Regions from separate parts of the Mus musculus genome. Here all the other regions are linked to region 1. A link is a loop called in an ENCODE intact Hi-C map of the cell type or tissue named here. Cell type or tissue: left cerebral cortex. All regions are shown on one strand.

The links. Hi-C counts contacts between places; a loop is a spot of excess contacts. Peaks named below come from ENCODE experiments on the same cell type or tissue, not always from the same donor. Only the 100,000 strongest peaks of a DNase experiment are listed, where the experiment ranks them.
Region 2: a loop joins it to region 1, with 4 times the contacts of the local background. A loop is called at or near these places in 11 of 42 quality-filtered maps.
Region 3: it touches region 1 in a loop (5-fold over the local background); 10 of 42 quality-filtered maps call a loop at or near these places.
Region 4: a loop joins it to region 1, with 4 times the contacts of the local background. A loop is called at or near these places in 11 of 42 quality-filtered maps.
Region 5: it touches region 1 in a loop (4-fold over the local background); 10 of 42 quality-filtered maps call a loop at or near these places.
Region 6: it touches region 1 in a loop (2.5-fold over the local background); 3 of 42 quality-filtered maps call a loop at or near these places.

What each region holds. Positions count from the first base shown.
Region 1 is chr6:92,726,658-92,730,657 of GRCm38, forward strand. No RefSeq gene overlaps it. Among named protein-coding and RNA genes, the nearest start is that of Prickle2, 22 kb to the left of the region's middle. In left cerebral cortex, a CTCF peak has its summit at 1,671 (motif pointing left); DNase peaks (open chromatin) are centred at 803, 1,111, 1,667 and 1,964; H3K27ac peaks cover 1,871 bases.
Region 2 is chr6:92,479,267-92,483,266 of GRCm38, forward strand. The region is part of intron 2 of Prickle2 (prickle planar cell polarity protein 2); the gene reads right to left. Among named protein-coding and RNA genes, the nearest start is that of Gm38862, 77 kb to the left of the region's middle. In left cerebral cortex, no CTCF peak of the experiment used is centred here; DNase peaks (open chromatin) are centred at 584, 1,121, 2,045 and 2,525; H3K4me3 peaks cover 2,609 bases; H3K27ac peaks cover 3,391 bases.
Region 3 is chr6:92,663,318-92,667,317 of GRCm38, forward strand. The region is part of intron 2 of Prickle2 (prickle planar cell polarity protein 2); the gene reads right to left. Among named protein-coding and RNA genes, the nearest start is that of Prickle2, 41 kb to the right of the region's middle. In left cerebral cortex, a CTCF peak has its summit at 2,352 (motif pointing left); DNase peaks (open chromatin) are centred at 294, 748, 1,543, 1,905 and 1 more place; H3K27ac peaks cover 2,497 bases.
Region 4 is chr6:92,284,725-92,288,724 of GRCm38, forward strand. It overlaps Gm30688 (a long non-coding RNA gene), which reads left to right. Exons shown (of 5, transcript XR_001785327.2): 2 at 3,609-3,755. Among named protein-coding and RNA genes, the nearest start is that of Gm30688, 17 kb to the left of the region's middle. In left cerebral cortex, a CTCF peak has its summit at 1,970 (motif pointing right); a DNase peak (open chromatin) is centred at 1,967.
Region 5 is chr6:92,673,797-92,677,796 of GRCm38, forward strand. All of the region lies in intron 2 of Prickle2 (prickle planar cell polarity protein 2), which reads right to left. Among named protein-coding and RNA genes, the nearest start is that of Prickle2, 30 kb to the right of the region's middle. In left cerebral cortex, no CTCF peak of the experiment used is centred here; DNase peaks (open chromatin) are centred at 838, 1,072 and 2,268; H3K27ac peaks cover 461 bases.
Region 6 is chr6:92,420,672-92,424,671 of GRCm38, forward strand. Prickle2 (prickle planar cell polarity protein 2) reads right to left here. Exons shown (of 9, transcript NM_001081146.2): 5 at 1,660-1,797. Gm38862 (a long non-coding RNA gene) reads left to right here. Exons shown (of 4, transcript XR_869273.2): 3 at 1,165-1,941; 4 at 2,071-4,000. Among named protein-coding and RNA genes, the nearest start is that of Gm38862, 18 kb to the left of the region's middle. In left cerebral cortex, a CTCF peak has its summit at 1,804; DNase peaks (open chromatin) are centred at 1,833 and 2,103; H3K27ac peaks cover 1,254 bases.

The sequences.
Region 1 (4,000 bases):
AGTGAGTTCAGCAACGGTCTTTGACTCCTTTCCAATGTTACCTCTATCTCGTTAGGTGCCCCTTCTCTGTGCCCCCAGAACAACCAATGGCTGTCTGTCGGCATGCCTGCAAATTTGCGTTGTAATTATCTGTTTATTTTTCTGTCTCCTTCACTAAATGCTTGCATTTTTGCCAGATCAATGTCTATATATCTTTCCATTCCCATTAGTGTCCCAGTCCCTAGCATGCTGCTTACCACCTCATGGGCACTCATTTGCTGGAGGAAGTAATAGACAAAGGAAACATGATCGTAAGAGGGGGATCAATAGCTCCATCAGCTTAATTCACAAATGAAGCAGCCCAGACCCCAAGAGAGGCAATAGTCCTAGAAACCCTGTTTGCCAGAAGGAGAGACAGAACTTTAGCAGGGTAAGGGAGCTGCACTTATCCTTTCCTGGAGTGGAGAGTCTCCGCTTGCTTGCACACCTGCTGAGAAGGTATTCAGGGTGTCTGTTTAGACAGCCCCCCCTGTGGTTGCTCAGCCCTCCTGGTGTCCTGAGAGACTGTTCATTCCTTCTTGGGTGATTCTGAAACCAGTTTTCTGTGATTTACTTTTGTCTTCTGTTGTTAGGCATTTCCTCTTGTCAGAGAAGAAACCTTAGACTTCCTACTCCCTGGATAAATCACCCTCAAATTGCCCCTGCCTCCTTCAATCACTAGTAAAAATGCAAAACTAACCAGATTCTTGGCTAGAATATAGTATTTTCCGTGCACTATCTAATCCAAACCTCCCAAGGCACAAGTTAAGAAACACACCCACGATTACACATGGAGGAATCCACAGATCAGCCTTAGATACCAAGGAGTCCAACTCCAAGATCATGGCCTTAACCACCTCACAGTCTCCCTGCCTGTCTGAATCCTTCTGTTATTCTGCAGGGAAAAGCCAAGCTCATTAGAGGCTCATGATCTCCCCCACCCCCACCCCACCCCCAATCTCTTCCTCCTGTAATACCAGCTTCGTGGAGACCTAGCAGATAGCATCCTCTGAGGATTATTTTTAAAAATGAATTCCTTTCTCAGCTCTCCTCCCTCCCAAGCCCCATATGATGAACAAAAGTTGCCAGGTTGCTGGCTCCACACATGGTATGTTATTCACGGGCTGCTCTGCTGCGATGAGCCAACTCATTAGTTTCAAAGCTGCAGATTAATCTTACATTTCTGTTTCCTGGAGGTGAAAGGTCATTTTTTATCTCCTTAGCTTTATCCACCACCCAGGAGGAAATTGGATCTTTAAGCATGAGGGACCTTTCTCCCCACGAAGCAGCTGTTCGAGCTTCTCTTCTATGTTTTGAGTGAAAAACGGATACAGAGAACTGGAATTGTGTGTGTGTGTGTGTTTAAACCAAACCAAACCAAACCCAAAAAAAAAAAAAAAAAAAAAAAAAAAAAAAAAAAAACAGAAGAGCATCTTTTAAAAGTAAGAGAAATCTTGTAAATTGTGGGGCAGGGGGAAAAAAAAAAAAAAAACAACGAGGAAGAGGCTAGTGCAAGTAGTGTTGAGAACGTTAGATACAAAACAAATGCTCCCCAGCAAGATGAAGTTGGTAAGATTTAGAAGGCGAAGGCCTCCCTCCCCTCCCCCAGCTCAGAGCTTTGCACTCGCCCTCTGATGCCGCCTAGTGGTGAAATCTAATATGGCACCAGCCCGAGAGAAGAGATGATTATTCAAGCACCACCTCCCAAAACACGGGTAGATTTGGGCCTGAGAGACAGCAGCTGGATGGTTAGCTTTAGAAATCATACTCGTACGATTGCTAACAAAAGGTAGACGCTTGTAAGGGGGCTCTGCTGCTGTGGAAGTGGTTCATGTCCATGAAACACTTCAAGCTTGGTCTCAGTTGCTTTCCAGACCGTTGAGGAGCCGGCCCTAGAGAACAGCACACGATTCCCAGGTTGTGCTGCCCCAGTTAGATCGCCATTTCTCCTGCGTAGCCATGGCTGAATCAGAGTTGCATTGAGGAGGGAAGAAAGCTGTATTGAACTCTGCTTGCTTGGGCTCACTGCAGCTATTGTCTGGCACTTAAGGCTGTAATCAGAGTGAACACACTGACCACTGTTTATTTTCCCCACCGGGCTTTCTCCCAACATTTTCTCCCATCTCCACAGGGAGATTTGGCATTTAAAGAGAGCGTGGGGGAGGGGAGAGTGTGGCAGAAAGGTTGGGTTCTTCCAGAGAATAAAGAAAGCAAAGGCTCTTTATAACTGGAGATGTTTCTATGTGGCGAATGCCCTAGAGGAAATACAACATGCACTGAAGCATTGACATGATACTGTCCCATGAGGCATCAAGTAACCTTCTTGCAACACAGCATCCACCAAAAATGCCCCATAATGAGGCTGAGATGTCTCAGTGGGTAAACCGCTTCCGGCACAAGCGTGAGGACTTGAGTTGAGATCCCCAACACCCATGTAGAAAGCCAGATGTGACAGCGCATGCTTATAATCCCAGCACCAGGGAGACTGAGATAAGAGGGTCCCGGGGCTTGCTGGCCCGCCAGGCTAACTGGATTGATGAGCTCCAGCTTCAGTGAGAGACCCTGCCTCAAAAACTAAGATAATGATGGAGGAGGATACCAGAAGTCAACCCCCAGTCTCCAGAAGTGCACCCCACCCACCCCACCCCACTCACAAATAAAATAATAATAATGCCCACCGTTATCTTAGAACTGAGTAAAGACACCAACTACTAAATCAAGCAAGGACAGAGAACGGGGATAGGAAAGTGGGATTTGGAGGAAGAAAGCAAGCACAGCACCTGCAGCTTTGGATCACTTAGTTCAGCACTATATTCAGAAGGGGCTTAATGACCACATGAAGCACGGGCACAGAGACATGTTTATCACCTGTCATGCCCCCAATTCAGGTCTGTTCTCCTTAAAGGACAATCATGGAGGGATATCAGTGTACTGGAGACTAGAGAGTCCTGTGTCCATGCAAATCTTGGGGCTGGCAAAGAAAGAATTGGGCTAATTGAGAGCCAACCATGGACTCAGCAGCTAGCCGATACTTTTCTCCTCTGGGTTGAGCTGTACTTCGAGGAAAGATGTTGCATTGCCAAGTGGAGGCCATTAGCGAGCCAAATCTACCTTGCAAGGGAGAGCAGTCAAGGCACAGACTTCCTGATTTTGATTACTGGAGTCAATACATGGTCTTGTGGTGATTAGCTCCTAGCTCTTATTTATACCCTCTCTAGCTACATGGAGATGAGAAACATCTGAGTCCTGGCTTAGTATAGGCTTACTATGGATTTAATATTCTACAATCCATTCTGGGGATGGTGAAGGAGAATAAGTCATTTTGTCTGCTCAGCATCCTTTATATTTCTTTCACTGCCAACACCATGATTTCTTCTTCACATTCAGCCCTATGGTTTTCTACAGGCTCCTTTCCTTTATTTACTATCCGGGTACTAGCATCTGGTTCATATCTGCCCAACTGAAACTGAACTATCCACAGGAAAGTCTCTTTTGACCATAGTTGTTAGCAGATGGAATGTGTGTTTATCAACTGTGATCTAATAATGACACTTAACATATCTTCTCATAATTCAGTGTCATAGGACAGTATTTGTTATCACATTCACATGTCTCCAGGTATCCAGAGCACCACTACTTCTGGATGTACACTTGTGGTTATGAGTGGTAGCTCTCTTCTCACAGTCTTTGCTTTCTACTGAACTAGCCAGCTAGGTGTGGTGTTTGCTCATGACAATTGCTAACATTCAAGCAAGCAACAGAAACAAAAGAAACCAGGAGATTTCTCTTGAGACTTAGGCTAAGACCTAGCGCCGTGTGATTTAGAACAATATTCCTTCAGTTTAACTAGATGATCGGGCTCCTTACAACATGGGTAAGATGCCACATGTACTCTCTGGTGAAAAGAAACTGCAAAGTCATAGGTAGCAAGCAAGCATTCAGGAAGGGTGACAGCTGAATTCAGTCATGCAGTCAACCAGCG
Region 2 (4,000 bases), 250 kb before region 1:
ACTAACAGCTAGCATTTGCTGGGCACTTACAGTGTGGCTGACACAGATCTGGGGGCTTTTTATGTGTCACCTCACTAAAGCCTACCCACAGATCTCATGCCTCTTCTCCTTATTTCACAGAAATGGGTACTCCAAGAGATACCCAAGTCTCTCAAGCTCTCAGGGTCCAAGCCCTGCATAAGCATCATCTCATATTCTATTTCCTGAGTTCTTTTCCCTCCCCTTCCACTTCTATAGAGCATTGTCTTTCCTGTATTGTTAACTCTCCCCATTACACCCCAACCCACACACATTGCATGGGGGGGGGAATCTTTACAAAAATAACTGTACTGTTCAAATGCTCTCTTTTGCTGATTGCTCTGTAACATTTTAAAGAACACAATGTCTGTTGGAGCCAGTGTGTTTAAATTCTCACATTAGAAAAGTCCCGGGGGGAACGAGCATTTGGTGAAAGGAAAAAACCCCAATTTTCAGAACGTGGTGATTTTTATTGAAGTTGTAACTTACTCTTGAGCTCCACCTTGCTCATCTGTGGAAATCATCAGCTGTCTCCTAAGGGGCAGGATAAGAGCAGCCAATGTGGCCTCTAGCAAGAAAACAAGGCTGTTTCCTATATGGAAGCCTGACTGAGATAGGTTAAAACTGCCTTCAGGAAGACATAGAAAGCAAAGCAAAGTACACTGCAGGCCTCTGATATGTGGTACTCGCGTCCCTATATTCAAGGCATACTAAAGCCCTCCCTTACCCACGATTCCACACATGGTCACAGTGGAAGTAGACCTCTATCATTGGGGGGAGCAATCTATAAGTCTAGGTAATTCTCCACCCACTCTGGAGGATGTTGACACACCTGGCACATATGTTTCTAGTCCTATACATCTGGCATATGTATTTCGAGATCACAGCACAGTACCAGACCACACAGTAAACAACAGGGAGATTAAAAATCAGAACTTTATCCCCAAACCTCCATGGCAGATCAAGAGTGCTATGGTTGGTCCTGGGGAAATCAAAAGCTAGTGAGAGGAACTAACTGTGAAGACAGGCTAGTAAGGAACAAACACAGTCATGTGCTACAGCAGGTTATGCAGTCAAGATTCGGGAGCTCCGTCACCGTTTTGGAGCCAAAAGCACTAGCTAAAATTAAACCTCAATAATTTGAGAGCCTTTTTTTTTTTTCTTTTTGAATCTGGAAGAGTTAGTGAAGTGTGTGTCCCTCAGCATCTCTGATGTTTCAGATATGTGCTGAAATGGGCGCAACGGTACATGAGTCAATGCTACCAATATTTGCTTTTCAACACCCCCTCCCACTGTTGTTGCTATTAAGAAAGGGTCACTGTTAGAGAAATACTGTTTCTTAAGCACTAAGATTTGAGGATGCCTATTGTATATCTGCGCCATATCACTTTGCATTTGAACTTTCTAGTAAGCAAAGGAAAGACAGAAGTGCCAAACCACCAAAGCCACCTCCTGGCCTTAGAGATAATAGCTTCCTCAGTCCAGAGACTACTAAACACATTCCTGCTTGCTTTGGGAATTAACAAAATTTCTTACCCACCTCGTAGAGGATGAGCCGTGAAGCTTTAGAGGAAGCCGCCACCGAGTCTTGATCTGGTCAGTTGCCCCAGTTCACTTTCCCCCTGGAGCTGGTATCAGAAAATGCAAGCAGGACTCCAGGCAGCCCAAACATCTCCTTTACTGAGTCTCTGCAAATCTGAGCCCTTCCGGAGGCAGGCAGCAGGCTCAAACCCAAACCCGACTGCTTTTGCATTCCCTCCGAGAGACCGCCCTCCCTGGAAGTGGACCCAGCTGGAGATCCACACAAGCCGGAGAGTGCGACTTGTGCCCTTGTTCTAGGCCTGCCTGGGTCCTGGAATTGTGTTCTCAAGAACCGTCTCCTCTAAACTCGCCGACTTCACGATTATCTGAAGGAAGTCACAGACCCCAATCTCTGCGTCATCAGCTGATCCTGAGCCAGACCTGGGAGACCAGTCAGCTGCTCACAAAGCCCGGGCCACTGAACCAGGAAATGTGCAGCTCATCCAAAAAATAATAATAACTGTCACGGAGCGCCTGGCAGAGCTGGAGAAGTCGCTGTTCGCAGTTCCAATGCCTGCATCCTCCGCATGCTAATGAGGCTGTGATGTCAGCAAGTCAGTCACAGCATCTGGACGTCCCAGTCTGGCCGCCCAGGGTTGAGATTTATTTACATGTAAATTAGCCTCGCCTACCAAATCAATAATCCCTAAACCAAAGTGTGTGTGTGTGTGTGTGTGTGTGGGGGGGTACCTTTGCTAATGCAAAGGCTCAGCTCTGTAGCTTCCAAAAAATCACATCTCAGAGAGGCTTGAAAGACACAAGGCTGTTCGCCCCCACCTTAAAAAAAAAAAAAAAAAAAAAAAAAAAAAGCAACATACCAGAGATCTTAGCTGGGCACAGTTATAGTTTGGGTGCCTGGTTCAGATCAGAAACTGTACCAGCCCTACAGCCAGAACTAGATCAATCTCTCTCCCTCCTCCCTCCCTTCTCCCCTCTCCTTCCTCTCTCTCTGTCTGTCTCTCTCCCCCTCACTCCGTTTCTCCTCCCTCTTTCTCTCCTTCTCTTCTCTTTCTCTCTCCCTCCCTCCTTCCCTCTCACCCTTCCCACTCTTTCCTCTCTCTCTTGCTGTGCTCTCTCTATCTCTTCAAATGCTGTACTGTCCCCCCCCCCCTTCAATGTTCATTTCATGGTGTCAGCTGTTAGCTGCTCCGGATCAAGTCGCCTTTGGGATGATCTGAACCCCAGAATAAAATGCGTTCAGTTTTCCCTACTAGCTTGGGTTGTATGACTCCTTAACTCTAATTTCAAGTGAGCACAGGAGACAACATTGTCACAAACCTGGCAGGAGAGTCGGAGGACCCTGGGGCACTTAGACAGCATTGTCCCCTTGGCTTCTATTTCAGAGGTCAGAAAACAGGCAGAGTGCAGACAGGCTTTTTCCCATGTCCCCCTGGGATTTCAGCAAGTGTAGGCCAGGACTTCCACTGCTGGGCCTTAGAGGGAACATTTTTAAATACCTTGAGCTCTCTATCCTCCTGCACCACAAGAAACCGTTCAATTAACCAGAAGCAAAGAAGGAAAAACAAAACAAAACAAAACTAAACAAACAAACAAACAAAAAGCCAGAGTTGAAGCACTTAAGGTTTAGATTCTGCCTTTAGTTCCTGGTAGCTAAGTGATCTTATACGAATAATTTTACCTGTGAGGTCTTCAGAGCTAATGTGGGTACCATTCTCTCATCAGATAAACATTTATGTGTATGTGTGTGCTTATGTGTGCTTGTGAAGGGTGAGTACACATATGTATGCATGTGGAGATCGAGAAGAACCTTTGGAGCTCAGGTGTTTGCTTGTTTGCTTGTTTGTTTTTTGCCTGACACCAAGTCGACTAGCCTGGCTTGTGAGGGAGTCTTATGGTCCATCTGTCCCTGCTGTCCCAGTGCAAGGATTGCAAGCTGGAGCCTCCAGGCCTGACTTTTTTCTGTTAGTCTGGAGCTGGGGTTTAGGTCCTCACTCCTGAAGGCAAGCACTTCACCATCTGAGCCATCTCCCAAGCCCCACAGGTAAAGGGTTAATAGACATACACTTTATGCCACACAGGCTATAGGTGGTTGGGCATCTCCATAGCCTCTGTACTCACTGAGTTTATGTACCAACGTGCAATAATGCAAGTACAAACACAGACTAGTCAACTATGGCGACGGTGGACAAAATGCCATCCAGTCTAATAAATAATGAGAATTGCTGGGCTTTTCAAAGAACCAAGAAAAATCTACCTCGATGTTTAATCTACCAGGGTTGTCATGTTTTTCTGAATATTTTTCTCCGTTGTCATCTCGTATTGCTTTAAAGTAATTTTCTTTTCATGTTCCCTGTTAGTCCCCAGGCCAAGTAAACAGTAGGTACAAAAGAGTAGCCTGGACCCTGAGCCTCAGACAATGAAAAACTATGGCCAAGTGCTG
Region 3 (4,000 bases), 63 kb before region 1:
GGAGGGTTACGTGGGAAAGCAATCAGAGAGCAGGACTTCTAGCTTGTGCAAGTACATGCACACCTATTAAAATCGAGCTCACAACTAGGGTGGATGTTTTCCTCGGACATGTTTCTCTCGTTTATAATTCATGGGGGGTGGGGGGTGGGGGGGTGGTTCTTCTGTGAATCCTCTGAAGGCTGCAGAGCCTCAGGCTGTAGCAGCAGGCTCTCAGTCCCAGCCCTACCTCCATTTTCTCCTTAAGTGATCTCATTCACAGATTTAAATACCATCAATATGCCTGTGCTTCCCAAATTTATGTTTCCCAGCCCAGATCTTCCCTAGCAAACAGCGATTTCATATGGTACAGCTTAATATAGCAACCAGCAGAAAAAAAAATTCTCACTCCTACCATCAGCTAGCTAGCTAGCGCTCTCTCTCTCTCTCTCTCTCTCTCTCTCTCTCTCTCTCTCTCGCCTTCTGGTCACATGGTTTGTAAACCCCAGAAAACCCATTAACTCTGCACCCACTGCCATTTATAACCTCTGTGAACTAGCTGCAAGGTGACTGTTCTACTTTTTTTTTTTTTTTTTCTGTTGCTGTGACAAAAAAACATTCTGATGAAAAGCAACTTAGGGCAAGGAAAGATGCATCTGACTCACGCTTACAGGTCCCAGCCCATCATTAAGAGAAGCCAGCACAGAAACTCAAGCAGCAGCTTGAGACAGACACCACAGAGGGACAGACACTCCTTGCTGATTGGCTCCTTTGTACTTAGCTCTCTTTCCTGTACAGCCTGAACCACCTGTCTAGGGATGGTTCCGCCCACAGTGGTCTGGCCCTTCCTACGCCAGTCAATCAAGACAATCTTTACAGACAGTCTATGGGTCAGCCTGATCTAGGCAGTCCCTCCACTGCAGCTTTCCTCTCAGGTGACTTCAGAGGCTAACCAGGAGAGGGACCAAGCTGTGCCTGTATTTACTTCAGAGGCATTTAGACTGTGGCTTTTCACTCCAGCATCTGTCCAACTTCTATCAAGTAGCTCCTGGGACCTGGTACTGGGTTTAGAGACCTGTGATCCAACACTGGCTAGAAATGCTCAGAACAAATCTGTTGGCTGACTGATGCCTCAGAGAATAAGACTCCCGTTTGGTAAAAATGCCCACCAAGGTTGGCATACCTGGCGGTTGCCAGGTAACTGTGGGGTGGAGTTTAGACAGAATGCTAACAAAGGCTGCTGTGTAAGCGTGAAGACAAGAGTTTGATCCCCCAAGCCCATGAAATAAAATACAAAAGCTGAGCATGTAACATGTACTTGTGACTCCAGAGACAAAGACAGGCAGATCCTTGGGGCTCACTGCCAGGCAGCCTGGCCTTATTGGTAAGCCCCAGGTTCCCAAGAGACACACTCCAAAAAAACCAAGGTGGACCACTCCTGAGTTTGTGTTTTGTATTCTGGGAATGAGCAGAAGCGCATGGGAGCTGGCCAGGCTTGCAGAACCAGGACCGTAGCTCCTATTGCAACATTCCTAGGGAGCAGAAGCAGGTTACTGCTAAAATTGGATCAGGCTCAGCACAGTCCTGATGGATAAGCTGACCCAGCTTCAACCTTCTGAGGAGGCATAGGCTCAGCTGGGGGTGGGGGGCGGGACACTAGAAAAGAGTAACAAAGCTCTTTGTCAACAACAGCACCTCCACCCCCCAGACATACCCATTTTCCTAGGAAATCTGTCCTCCAAGCTTCTGTCTCCAATGGAGAGGAAATAGGGGTTTCAAGAGCAATTTACCTGATACTCCCTGTTTTAAAACACATGACCAACTTAAAGCCCAGAGAACCACATAGCAAACCTGTCAGTTTCAGGGTTTCCATCTCCCCATGTGTGAACTGGCAATAGTAAGCAAATCCACTTAATGGGGGATCTGGGCTTATTTAAAGAGTGCATGAAACGGCCTTGGGAGAATGCCTGGCAGGAGAGAGTGAAACACACGTTTGGGATTCATACCCTCCTTCCAGGCTTGCCTCCTCAAGAGGGGACCGAGAAAATCTGACAGACCATGCGACAGTGTCCTTCCTATTCTGCATATGGAACAAAGCAAATAGGGGTTGCTTCTCTAAAATTAACCCCTTTCTATCTTTGAGCTAGAGAAACTAGACCTAACAGTTGTAGCAGGGGACAAGAAGGGAAGGAGGGCGCGGGGGACTCTTCACTTCAAGAACAAATGGCCTTCTTTAAACAAAAGGTGGGCTGAGGGGGGCAGCAAGGGATTTGCCTCTCTTATGAAGCCAGGCTAATTACTTTTCTGTAGGTTTTTCAATTAAATAAGCTCAGGGCCAAGGACACCTCGCCATATGTAGGAGACTGCCCTCTGCTGTGGGTTTTCATTACTGCAGGAAGTTTGGGTGTTTGGATTTTTCAGGTCCAGGAATTAATTCTAGGACTGTTGCCAGGAGAGGATGCTGGCCTATTCAACTCTGCCCTCTGCCCTCCAAAGAGAAAAAAGAACCCCCCAGTGTTTGCAATCAAAGGAAGAAATGTTTGGGGAGCATCCCAGACCAGAGGATGTTGTTAAGAACAAAACTACTCACACCCCTAATGACTCAGCCTTAAGGCCAGGGAAAGGCTCTCATGAACAAAGGCAGGGCAACTGTGGAACCATCCCTAAGGCTCATGCACACAGCAAGCTGTTACTCAATACCAGGTGGTGACCTGGAGGAATCGGCAAAAGGAAGCTCAAGTGATCAGAGTAGACTCACGATACACATCCCCTGTCCCTGGAGGGAAGTCTGGGGAAGGCCTGACAGGCAGGGAGAAAATTCATGACTCTGGCTTGTTGTGTATGGAAGATGGGGCACACACAGCACAGCATTGTGTGGCGATCAGAGGACAGGTCTGTAGAGTAAGTTCTTGCCTGTGCCTACATGGATTCCAGTGGCCCAACTCAGGTTTCCAAGCTTGTATAGCAAGCACCTTTCCTGCTCAGCCATCTTCCCTTGCCACGCTGTTTATTTCTTCTAACTGATTTTCTGTAATATTGTCATTTTCACTGGCGATTATTACAGATGTTCTACGGATATTCCCACATTTGTGAATAGCACGGATAGCCTACAGTTGCACTGAAACTTGGAGCTGCCAACATATCAGTTCCAACTTCTGCTGGGAGGAGCCTAAGCTGGTGAAATAAACCTTACCTCTACAGCTTAATAACTTTCTTTTACTTGGGGATGAGGGTTTCAGGACAGGGTTTCTCTGTGTAGTCCTGTCTATCCTGGGACTCTCTCTTTCTCTGTAGACCAGGCTGGCTTTGAACTCAAGAGATCTGCCTGCCTCTGCCTCCCATGTGTGGCACCATGCCTGGCTAACAAATTAATAATTTTAAAACTTGTGCAAGGCACAACTTTATGAGCCTGTTTTCTCATCTATAAAATGGGATTCCCACTTACCTTAGGGGGTTGTAGAGACTGGAACTCATATCGATATCAGTTAGCTCTGGAAGATAGTCATATTAGCCTGTGCTGACCTGTGGCTTGGAGTCCAGTCTAAAAGGATTTTACATGAAGGTAGGAAGCTGAATATTCTACGAGCTTTGCTTGAGGAATGGGGATGCCTCGTGAGGCAGAGACAGGGGCTCAAGTTTCACCTGGCTCTGTTATATCACGGCTCTGTTAGGCAAGCCCTTTCACCTCCCGGGCCTTCATCCTCCATGAAATAGTAATTATAAAACAACACCCACAAACAACAACAACAAAACACTCTTAGAGAATAGTAGTAGGCAAAACATTTTTCTAAGACACGCAAATAGAACACATAACCACAGTGATAAATATATTCAAGGGGCACTCCTGTCTAATGGTGTGTAACAAAGAGAAGGTGAACTAACAGTACTTAATTATGGATCCTCAGTCATAAACACTGATATTCTATAGGTTAGAAAAATATATGAGTTCCAATGGGATCCATTTATTGAGAACTAACAATCAAAATGAGATTTCAATTTAAAGGGGTTTTTTAAGAGAACGGGA
Region 4 (4,000 bases), 440 kb before region 1:
TAATCCTAAACCTAAGACTATCTTAATGCTAAAGCTAGCCCTAACTTAACTCCTAGCCCTAGCCCTCACCCTGCCTGACCCTAACACTGCCATAGCCCTCACACGAACCCTATTCCTAATACTGAACACACCCCTAGCCTTAAAGTGAACTGCAATTCCAATCCTTACCACAGTCAACTATAACCATCAATCTAACCCAGCCCTAACTGTAGACTTGTGTGAACCTAAACCCTGACCCTATTCCTAACAGATTTTATGATCGAGTGGCAATTAATTTGAAGTTCAAAGATTTTGAGATCAAGGCCACATGCTCATTGTTAGGCAGGGCCATCGGACCCAAAGCTCCTGTGCACAGGAAGTGGGAGGGGAAAGAGGTCCACTAGCAGAATGAAACCTCATCGACTTTGCTTTGCTCCTAGGGTTTGAGATGGGGCCAAGGACCAAATGTATGCTAGATAATAAATGCTCTGTCTGTGAGCTACACCCAAGAGCTTTGTGTGAGCATTTTCTAGTGAGCCATTTACCTTAGGGGAAGACGTTCAGCATTCCATTTTTAAAACACAGGTAGAGGAAGAGGGTGGACTGAATATGCTTGGCCCAAGGGAACTGGCACTACTGGGAGATGTGGCCTTGTGGGAATAGGTGTGGCCTTGTTGGAGGAAGTGTGTCATTGTATAGGCAGGCTTTGAGGTCCTATGCCCAGGCTCTACCTAGTGCAGAAGAGACCCTCCTCTCGGCTGCATGCGGAAGACAGTCTCCTTGCCTGCTTTCAGAACAAGATGCAGAACTCTCAGCTCCTTCTACCGCACTGTGTCTGTCTGCTTCCTGCCAGGATGATAATGGACTGAACCTCTGAAACTGTATGCCAGCCCCAGTTAAATGTTGTCTTTTACAAGAGTTGCCTTGGTCATAGTTAGTGTTTCTTCATAGCAATGAAACCCAAATGGAGACACTGGCATTACTAATTTCTTACTGTACTGACCTGTGAATGGGAACACAAGGATCCCGGGCTGTGTGATGTAACTTGTTTATAGCACTGAACGAATGGAGAACCCAAATGCCCTCAAATGAGGTGATGGTAAACTGGCATAACTCCAAGTGGAATGCTGTAGAGCAGTGTTTCTCAACCTGTGGGTCACGACCCTTTGGAGCCAAATGACACTTTCACAGGGGTTGCATATCAGATAAACTGCATATCAGATATTTATACTACGATTCATAACAGTGTCAGAATTACAGTTATGAAGTTAGCAATGAAAATAACTATGGTTGGGGGTCACCACAACATGAGGAGCTGTATTAAAGAGTTTCACATTAGGAAGGTTGAGAACGCTGCTGTAGAGGCATCGATGAGCCAAAGCAAGGGCCATATCCCCTGATGCGCCCATCCTGCCACCTCATTGGTACAGATTTGAGTATTTACTACACCCCAAAGACTATTCTAGGCTACGAGATGGGAGAAAGGTCAAATGCCAACATCCCTGAAGAATCTCTGTAAAACATGTGAATGAGTATAGTATAACTATGCAGATAAGCCCTTTGGATTGCACACAGAGGGGAATACCCAGGGACAGCAGAAAGCCAGTATAGCAAGGCTTGTTGTAGTCAATAAAGAGCATAGAAGGACAGTGTGGCCTGAGTGGAGGAGGAATGAGTAAAGCTGGATGAGACAGGTCCTGTGGTGCTTTATGGCTCACATGGCATGTACACATGGTCCATATGGTAGGCACTGTCCTTCACCACAGACTCCATCACTCGCTGCCATGAGCTTCCCATATAGGGTATGCAAACTGGCTCACACAGGGAGACACCAGCCTTGGCATCTTCAATAAAATGGGACTCTAATTTTATATGTTGCTCACGGGAGGACAAATGAACAGGTGAGTGAGAGAGAGAAGGTGGAATCTGGGCACAGCCATATCCTGAACTAAGCTGTAAAAGTGAGATTCTCAAGTGAGCCAGCAGAGGGCACGATTGGACTTTGGAACAAGCCTGGGCTGAAGTAGAAAGCAACCTGATATTTGTCCTCTGAAATTGAAAAATACCCCTTTTCCTAAGATGAGGAAAACAGGGAGATGGGTTGGGATGGTAGGAGCGAAGATTGCCTCACATGCATCAATGCTCTTAGACCTCTGCTATGTGCATCTAGCTAGCATCTAAGTGCTGACAGGGAAGCAGGCTGACCCATTCTCAGTGGGAACAAGGAGTAGATGTAGTCAGAGCTGAGAGGTAAGGGTGGAGATCTTCAGGGACACCTGCATGCTTAGAAACGGGCCAAGAGTCTACAGCCAGAACACCCTGAACCGTGTCTGACTTTAGAAGATAAGCAGAATCAGGCCTTGGATGGGAGAAAGTGGGAAGGGGAAGTCACACAAATGCAGAAGAGAGCTGCCACTGAGGAAGTCCCACCCAACACAGAACAGCTGAATGGGGGAAGATGGTGTAGGGTGACCACAGGTCAATGAGGGAAGTAACAGAGCCTTCAACGTGGACAAGACTGAGATCAATAGCCCAGATGGGGCAGGCATATTGACACTTCCAGGGTCAGGGAAGATCGGTTTATGAAGGTAAGTGTTGGGATTTTTTTCCCCCAGGGAGTAGAATAATAAGGTTGATGCATAGCATGCCAAGAGTCTGAGCTTCGAGACAAAGAGCCTCACTGCATTTTGGCATTCAGAAGGGTCTAGAGCCACACAGAGAGAAGACACTCAGGCTGGGCATGGGGTGTCGAAGGACTGCTGCAGAGTCTAGGTGCTGGGAACTCCACATGGTGGAGAAGGGTGGACAGCAAAGATTAGAAATGGTGCTAAAAAACAAAAGTCCCATGGGTGTCCACTGTGATAGGGGGCGAGGGATGGGGCTCATCTGAGGTAGCACTGTCAAGTGCAAGTGGATGGCTAAGGAGCAGGTTAGGGTGCTGGATAAAAAGTGAGTAAAAAAAGGTATTAGGAGTGGATGGATAGGGTTTAACTGACAACCATGATCTTCACTGAAGGCTGTCCAGACTTATTACAGCACCCAAGGAAGTCTACAGGCTGAGGAATATAATTTGACCCAGCAAAGACTCTCTGTTAGAAGTTCCCTTCAAAGAGAAGAGGAACATGGAACCCCTGCACGGAGCAAGCAGTGGTGCCTGAGATGGGTGTCCTTCAACGTACTCTTGACTTCTCTCCCATTGAGGTGGAACACACAGAAGTGGCTAGCTGGACATATTAGAGTTTGCTAGTTAAACAAGACATCCAGATTGCTGTAGTGGTCCTGAAGGTTAGTTTGGTTAGCAGGGAACAAGAAGCTGGGGAAGTATAGAAAGAAACTGGTCAATGATGGTTGCCTTAATCATAGTCCTACGATGGGCGCCCAACCCACAGCCAAGAGTCTGACTCAGGTGTCACTCGATGAACTGATGAGGGCCTAAATCAAGGGTAGACTTTTCTGTGAGGAGACATGGGTTAGTGATGGGGATACCCTAAAAGGCAAGAATGGGGACAGAGATAGAGTGAGGAATCCGCTAAAGAGTCAGGCACCCCCATATTTTGAGAAGCTCCTTGGACAACAGAACTTTAGAAGTCATGAGAGTGAATGGCCTGTTTCTTTCTTTTGATTTACAGCCTGTGAACAACTCAAGTGTTTCCCAGGTCTCATGCCCAGCAGGTCTGATCATAAATGTGCATATTCATAAAGACTGAACCCAGAGGCAGGGGAGGCTCTTCTTATCCCCCCTGGTATGGTGCTTGCAGCTCACAGCACATGGCACTGTAAGGCCCTTTCTGACCCTTGACCAGCAACAGGTCAGTATCTGTTCTGAGTAGGACACCATAGAATAGGATTTGGATTCAAACATCTGGATCTATATCCCATGAGTCTAATCATGATGCCTTGTTTCCTGTTATCACACATTAACCACACACCCCTCCATAACAAACTTCCATCACTCCCCACCCCACCCCCGTGTTGTACTACCAATTCTCCTCCTCCTCTGTGTGTGTGTGTTTTTTTGTTT
Region 5 (4,000 bases), 53 kb before region 1:
TCTGAGAGGGCTTGGGGGGAGGAGAGGGAAGGGAGAAATGTTATAACTACATTATAATCTCAAAACTTAAAAAGGAAAAGAAAAGAAAAGAAAAGAAACTGAACCTGTTAAAAACTGTATCCTATGGCTGGGGCTAGGTTTGTGTGTGTGTGTGTGTGTGTGTGTGTGTGTGTGTGTGTGTGTGTGCGCCTCATCTTTCCTGTATAAAGGCTATGACAGTGCCAGCCTGGAGTGGTGATGGGGGAAGAGCAAACGCAACGCTGAAGTTAAGCACATTAGGTTGGGGGTGCCCAGGTTCTGACAAAGATGTTTCCCATGCTCTGTGGTCCATCAAGAGCTCTGGGATCATCATTTTCTGGAGCTGACTCCTCAGACAGGACATTCAAACAGTAAAAGACAGCTGCCATGTTTCTCAACACAAGGCTTCCACAGTCCAACAGAAAATGCCATTAGTCCAATTACCCAGGTCATTGAAGCTAACATATTTATCTATTCTGCTGTATGTTCCCATCGTGGGCTCTTCGGGTACTTGATGGTAATTTTGACAGTATATTTGTGTAGGGGCAATACTTGGGGAGCCACCTGATATTCCCTCCCAAACGGAAACATTCATCAAACTACTGTTGAAAGACATAGATTTCCTATCTCCTAATTCTTGCTCACATTCCTAGGATGAACTCAAAATTCCAAATGTTTACTGAAAGGTCCAATGAGGTTGGCCACGCAGAGGACCATGAATAGTGCAGCTTCCAACAAGGCAATGACAAACGGCTTTCCATGACACAGTTAATGTTGCTCCCACGGCCATCTCTGGAAATACCAGCCAGTTTTTGGTACTAGACGTGCTCTTGAGAATAACACCAATCCATCTCTGCTGATCTCCTCTGTGATAACTTCATAACTATTTATGGGCAGCTTCAAAAGCTAAGAAATGCTAAACAACGTGGAGACAATTTGGTGAAATGTTAAACATTTGTCCTGGCTGACCTGACATGAGTTTGCTTGGGCAGTTCTGTGGCCACGTAAATTATCAGTGGAAGCCAGATTCTGTGATAACATCTCTTAAAAAGAGAATCATCCTGGGCTGGACTGAGGAAGCACAAAACCAACACACGGCTATTTTTAGAAGGCTGGCACTTGAGAAGAGATAAAGATTTTTAAAAGAAGTAGAAGAAGAATATGATTACAAGATGAGGAAAAATAAAACCTGTATCATCTTTCTTCGCAAACTATTCTTACCTTTTCTACCCTAACCTGAGAAATCTGGGGAATCAACAACAACAACAAAAAATTGAATTACAAATCTCAGCTGATATTTCCGAGCCAATGAGGGTGCTATGCCCTTAAATTTCTCAAGCAGACCCATTTCATTTTTCCAGAGGCAATCTTTCATAATAGTTGAAAGTGGGTAGACTATCACAAAAATTTTCCCCTCTTCCTAAGCAGATGAGGTTGAAATGGTTTTCTAGAAGATCACATTCTTTTTTTCTTTTCATTATTAATAGTGAGGACTGATGTGAACACCAAGACAAGAAAAAAAAAAAAAAAATCCACACCCTTTAAGGAAGAGCAAAAGCAGACTTTTCTTCACAGAACCTGTGTCTACTGTGGCAGAAAACGGAAATTGAAATTGAATGCTTCGTTAGGGGAAAGAGCCAATGGATAAGAAAGGCTTCAGTCCCATCAGGCATCACCATTAAGTGGAATCTCTGTGTGATTAGATGCTCTAGCCCCAAGGACTAGAGCATTACCAGCTAACATTAAAGACACATGTTCAATAATGAGATTGAACAAACACTGCCGAGCACACAGGCCTGACAACAGCAGAAGGTAACATTTATTAAATACCTCTATTGGGTCACTATAGTAATTCATAGTTGAGAAAGAATTTAATACATGCCAGGCACTTATCTAAACATTAATATATTAGCTCATTTAATCCTCACAAAACCATGAACTTCACAAAATTCCTCCCTCTGGGCTAAACCTTTTCAAAGTTATTTTAAGAATGGTTTCCTGGTTTTCAAGTAGGAACCTAACGAACAATTACCTTTTTCTTATATTATCTTCTTCTTATATGATCACGTTTATTGTTTTGCTTTGTGGGCAAATGTGGGGCACGTGTCATTGTTTCCATAAACTGCTGAGCACAGAGAAAGATGTGCACCCAGACCCAAGTCCAGCTAAAGTAGCAAGATCACGCCGTGGTGGTTGTGCCACAAATTTATGCTCCCGAGAGCCTCCAAAAGATTCACACACATGCCAGTGACGAAAGCTGCACTTGTAGGCGAAGCCATGCTGTTTTTTCTGCATGGGCGCAAATGTGCACAGGTGTGCATGCGTGTGTGGAGGACAGAGGCCAATCTCCAGTGTCATTCTGCAAGTATGTTCCTTTTTTTTTTTTTCTTAGATAGGATCCCTCATAAGATCTAGAATTTCACCAGGAGGCTAGGCTAGCTGGCCCGTGAGCTCTGTAGATGCATCTGTTTTTGCCTCCTATCTCATCATTGCTGGTCTTACAAGCAAGTACTACTGTACCCTCTTCTTATGTAGGTTCTGGGGGAGGGGGCAACCCTCCACACTTGTGTGGCAAGCACTTTACCAGCAGACCAGCTCTCCAGCCCCCTCGTGCTGTTTCTTATCATTGACACCTGCTGCTCACTTTGGGGGGAAGTTCACCTCGTCTACTTTATGATTTGCATAAATCTGCATGTGTTCCGTTTCAAAGTCGTGTTTTTAAACAGAATATATGTGCTTCTACATCTCTGAAAAGATCATCACAAGCCTTTGGATACCCACATTCCGATCCAAATACCATTTCTTATTCCACAGGCCCCGTCAGTTCCAGCCCCTCCCCCTTTCAGCCTCCCATTGCTTGTGCCCTCATTTGTCAGGTTCCCTTTGTGCTCCATACTGCCCCTCCTTTGCCCTTCCATAGGCTCACATTTCCCACCATCCTTCATCCTAGCAATAGGCACCAGTTTGGATGCCGTACCACCTAGTTCAGCCCCTTGCCTGTCATATCTCAAATCCAACTTGATGCAAACTCAGATGAGCAGTCAGTTGCCCCAGATCAGCACTGTCAAACTTCTGCTTTGACCACTACCCATCTTGCTACTCCATGCCTATGCTGTGCCCACTACCAGCCTTGCTACTCCAAGTCTACTCTGTATCCATCACCCTCGTGCTCCCTGAAGCCTGTGCTGTGCCTACCACCCCATTGCTCCACCAAGCCCATGCAGTCTAATATTTCTACCTCCCACACACACAATTTTTTCCTCCATTACATATATTATCTTCTCCATTCGTTTCCTGTCCAAGTTATGCCATTTTTGATAGCCAGTGCTTAAGTGACTGTTTGATGTCGCATGCTGCTCTCAGCACTACAGGTGTGACTCACTTTACCTTCACAGTAACCCCTAAGTAAGCACAATTCCAATCCAGATTTATAGACAAGGAAATGGTCACCTATGATGCTTAACACAGGGTGGATAAGCACAGTCAGATGCATGCTCACATACCAGGGCTCTCAAACAGAACCACAGCACAGAAATATCTCTCAGCAACAAGGAAGGCTCTTAGATGTGACAAAAGTCATAGAGGAGGACAGAGGAAAATTTGGTCCCAGTACCCTGGAGGAAAAGCCAGGGCTACCAGGCCTTGTCTCTTTGCCAGTGGATCTAAGCAAATCTAGTTCTGCCCTCTCTTCCAAGCTCAGGCAGAGAGGAGGGAAGGGAAAGAGTCCGATGCCCATTGAAGATGGGAGGAAGACAGAGCGATGAGATGCTCTGTACGATGTCAGGGACTATAAAAAGCAGACTCACTCGGATGTAGAAAGACAGCCACCAAGGTCCTTCAAAAACTTCTGGTTCTTCTCTGAACATTCTCACTCTGTCTGTATCCTAAGAGACACAGAGGATGGACAGGATACCTCACACAACAGCTGCATGCTGATGTTCCTCTTAGAACAAACTCTTCCTGCCCCTCATATCAGGCTGAG
Region 6 (4,000 bases), 310 kb before region 1:
AAAGCACGTGCTGAGACACAGCCAAGTTAACATCATTAGGAGAGGCTACGGAGAGGGGGCTTGGCTGGGGCGAGGGCCTGCATTGCTGAATGAGAGGGGACTGGGTACATAAACCCATTTACTCTTAAATAGCTTCTTCCTTTCAGGCATGCTTTTTAGCTCTCTTCTAGCATCTCTTCATATAATCTTGATTGAACAGCTCTACTCTTCAAGACCAGAGTATACAAAGCAGAAATGACAGATGACTCATGCTTACAGCTAGGGTTAGAATACAGTTATGTTCTGAGGGTCTTGGAGGAGAAGGAGGAGGAGTGGGCTTATAAAGATGCTCTCTGTTCATCATGGTATTGGTCATGAGGTCATGGCACGTGTCTAGCAGGATGGCTCACGTAGATGGATGGGCTCTACAGACAATGACTGGGGACTAAAAATGGTGCCTCCAAGCACTTCTCCCAGTGCAGATCTTGTATGATTTAGTATGATCCATAGAATGAGGGCACAGACTTGAGGAATGGTTTCTAGTAAGTTGTGTATGTGATACTACAACACAGAAGGCAACAACCCTCTCTTCCATGATTATGAAAGAACGACTAAAGTATCCACACACATAATCATATATAGTCTCAAGGACTCATTTCAAGGATAATGACCCATTGCCCCCTCACTGGTCAAGCAGTTTTGTGATTCATGACCAGATTTGTTCAGTTATTTCCTGTGAAATCTCAAAATGGAGTTCTAAAGACTACCCTACTCCTCTCAGATAGTCTCCAGCTTTCTCTCAACAAGCAGCGAGACTCTCACCCAGAGCTTGAGTTAGAAGATGCTGCACAGAAACTGGGAAGATTGAGAGAAGGGTAGGCAATGGTGGGCTTCCCTGGAAAGCAGGAATGGGAGGGAGGAGGGGTGAGGTTAGCCGCCTAGGCCCGTGACATGCCTTTCCTCTACCACACCCTAAGCTTGCTACAGCAGAGTAGGCAAAAGGTACATCTAGATCCTTCAACTCAGTGATGTCTTAAAGAGATGGCATGGGGTTTCTTAGACCCTCAAACTCAGACTAAGGTTAGGTGCCACCTCTCATATGGTCCCTTTAAAGGTCATCCATGCTGGGATGGTCCTGAATGAGAAACTGACTCATGGTCCAGATAACTAACTCTATTTTCAAAGGATGAAGCCATCACTCTGTGTGGTCCTTCCAATTGTTTATATGGCTCTCCATGAACTCTGCCTCGATCTGCCACGCCTGCCCTTTATGCCTCTGGATCCAGCCACAGGCCAGCTCACTGTTTCTTGTGCACAGGAGTTATCCTCCTGCCTTAAGGCAAGGTCTGCATGCTTCTTCCTCTGTACATCTCTGCATGCCTTTGCTCAAGAAACCACCTTCTCAGTGTGGTCTTTTTTGACCGTCTTGCTCACGGCTGCAGCCACCCTGCCTTCCTAGCCCTTCCTGCCCCCTTCCCTGCTGCAGTTTTCCTATTTTACTGATTTGGTTTTTGTCTGATGTCTTCCCCTGGTGCATACCTCTTTCATGAGGAAAACTAAGCTTTCATGTCTTATGCTCACTGCTGTATCTTCAAGGCCTAAAAGCAGGCTGAGCAGATAACAGGCATTTGATGCAGTCACTGTAGAATGAACCTCTTCCCTGTCCCGGTCCATCCTCACCTGTTCACAAATAGCTCCTGTCATGGTGACGGGGAAAGGCCTGACATTGCCTCGGCCCAGGTTCTCACGTTTCCTCTGGTTGCTGAACAGCTTCAGTTCCCTCTTCTCTTCCTCGTCCAGGGAGTTGCAATACCGAACCTGAACACATAGAGGGCGACAGCACAGAGGAGGCGTCATTGCTCCAGGGAAGTACTGGCATCCCCACCCAGGGCTCACAGAGACTCTGCTACTTGGTTTGATACTTGCTGAACGTTACCAAGTCCGCGCTTGGAGCTAACCAAGGTGAGCCAGCACCAAGAAGGGTGATAAGCAAATGGGCTTTCTAAAGGCTGTGAACTCTGGAGTTCATGCTTCAGGCAGGCTAGGTGTTTGAGAACTGCTCCTCACCCTTCACACTCTTCCCACATGCAGATCTAAGTCACCAAGAGTGGCTCAGAGACGACAACTTCTGGGAACATTCTACTTTCCAAGCTGTAAGGAGCAGAAGGTTTCCTGTGTCTACGGGAACGGCCCCCACAAAGAGGAATGGCTGCAACCTGGCTGTAGGCATGCACACATATATCATCTGGCCTCCGTCTCCCTTTGGGATGCAAGAATAGGTGGACTTTCGCCTGGATTTCTACTAGTGTGACAAATATGAGAGAGATTTCTTTCTTCTTTTTAAACCACAGAGTGTCAAAGAATTAAGGGAGGGTCAGTGAGGGTATACGTATCCAGAATCTGTCATTCTGTGCCACTGTTTATGCCCTTTGGTGATTGTGTCATAATCCTGAGCTATTGTTTATTGATGCTACTTTTAACTATGACTCACTTTTAGATGCATTTATTTAAAAGGAAGGTAGATTGCAGCTACACACAGGAAAATCAGTCACCCACAAAGATGGGTGACTCTGAGCCACTCTAAAAGCATAGAACAAAACCAGTTTCCCCCAGGTGACCACTGCATCTTCAGCAGATGTTAAAACTGATGTGCTTGCTTAAAATGGGAGAACAGAATGGGCTGCAGGGGCACTAGGATGCCTGCTAGGACCAGGCCGAGCGCTTCTCCTTATCCGATTATGGCAACACAAAGAGGAAATGTGATTTAAAAGGAAATAAAACTTTCATTACAGATTCAATGTCATATACTGCCATGTTCAACTCCTACCCCAAGTCATGCTTATACCTTCCTTTGGGATATGTGATCCTAAAGCTCTTCATGGTTTCTTCTGGAGTAATCTATATATTAGAAATGTTGGCTGAATTGCGCAGATAATCTTTCATAAAGACAATGACAGGAAGAGCTTTCGATGAGAGGACTGTTGTGTGCTAATCTGAAAGTCAGAACAGCTATGTCTGTTCAAATCGTGTTGTCTACATGAAAAGAGAACCATTAAGTCTTTGCTTCAGAGTCGATCTCTGTCTTCAGAAGCGGCCATGCCACCATGCCAAATGAATCAATCCTGTCTACTGGCTTTCATCGATCACATTGTACCAACATGGAGTCGTGATCCAAGTGATGTCTATTTAATGAAAGTACTTTTAAGTATAAACAGAATGAACCACTACAAGCATGGGACAGATCATTGTCTTCTCTCAAGTGATAGTTAAAAAAAAAAGTCTTCAGAGGAATGTTCCAGAAACCTAACAGCCCAGAAAACATGGTTTCACCAATGACATTTTATGGGCTTGCTTTAAAAACAGGCACACCCCTCCTGCTTGTAAAAACTTGCATTTTCACCTCCAGATTAGTTAACTGGGCATCCGGTTACAATGTTTGCTTTCATCTTTAAAGGAGCCAACTTTTGTGTATGTTTTATGAACTATGAAATAAGCAGCAGGAGAGAGAGAGAGATGCAGCTTTCTAGGGAGTCGCCTGAGTTTTTGAGATGTTGTCTCACTTATTCAGATTCATATATTTATTTCTGCAGTGAGGAGGATTAAGCCCAGGGCTTTGCACATGCTAGGCAAGGGCTGTGCTATGATCTACAGTCTCAGTTCCTCAGTAGTAGCGGCTCAGACTGTCTCTTTTGGGGCCAGCAAGATGGCTCAGTGGGTGGAGGTGCTTGCTGCGAAGCATAATGTTCTGAACCTGAGTTTGATCCTTCCACATGGTGGAAGGAGAGAGCCAATTCCCACAGATTGTTCTCTGACCTTCACATACATGCTGTATTATGTGTGTTTTACACACACACACACACCATAAAAATACAAAAACAAATTACTCCCTTTTATGTAAAAATGTCACCTGGGACTCAGGCCATGTATGTGATGAGTTGGTAGAAACTGGTATCCAGATCTCTACAGGGGTAATTTTTTTCTTTCAGTTTAAAATTAATTATACTTTTGTTTTAAATATAGA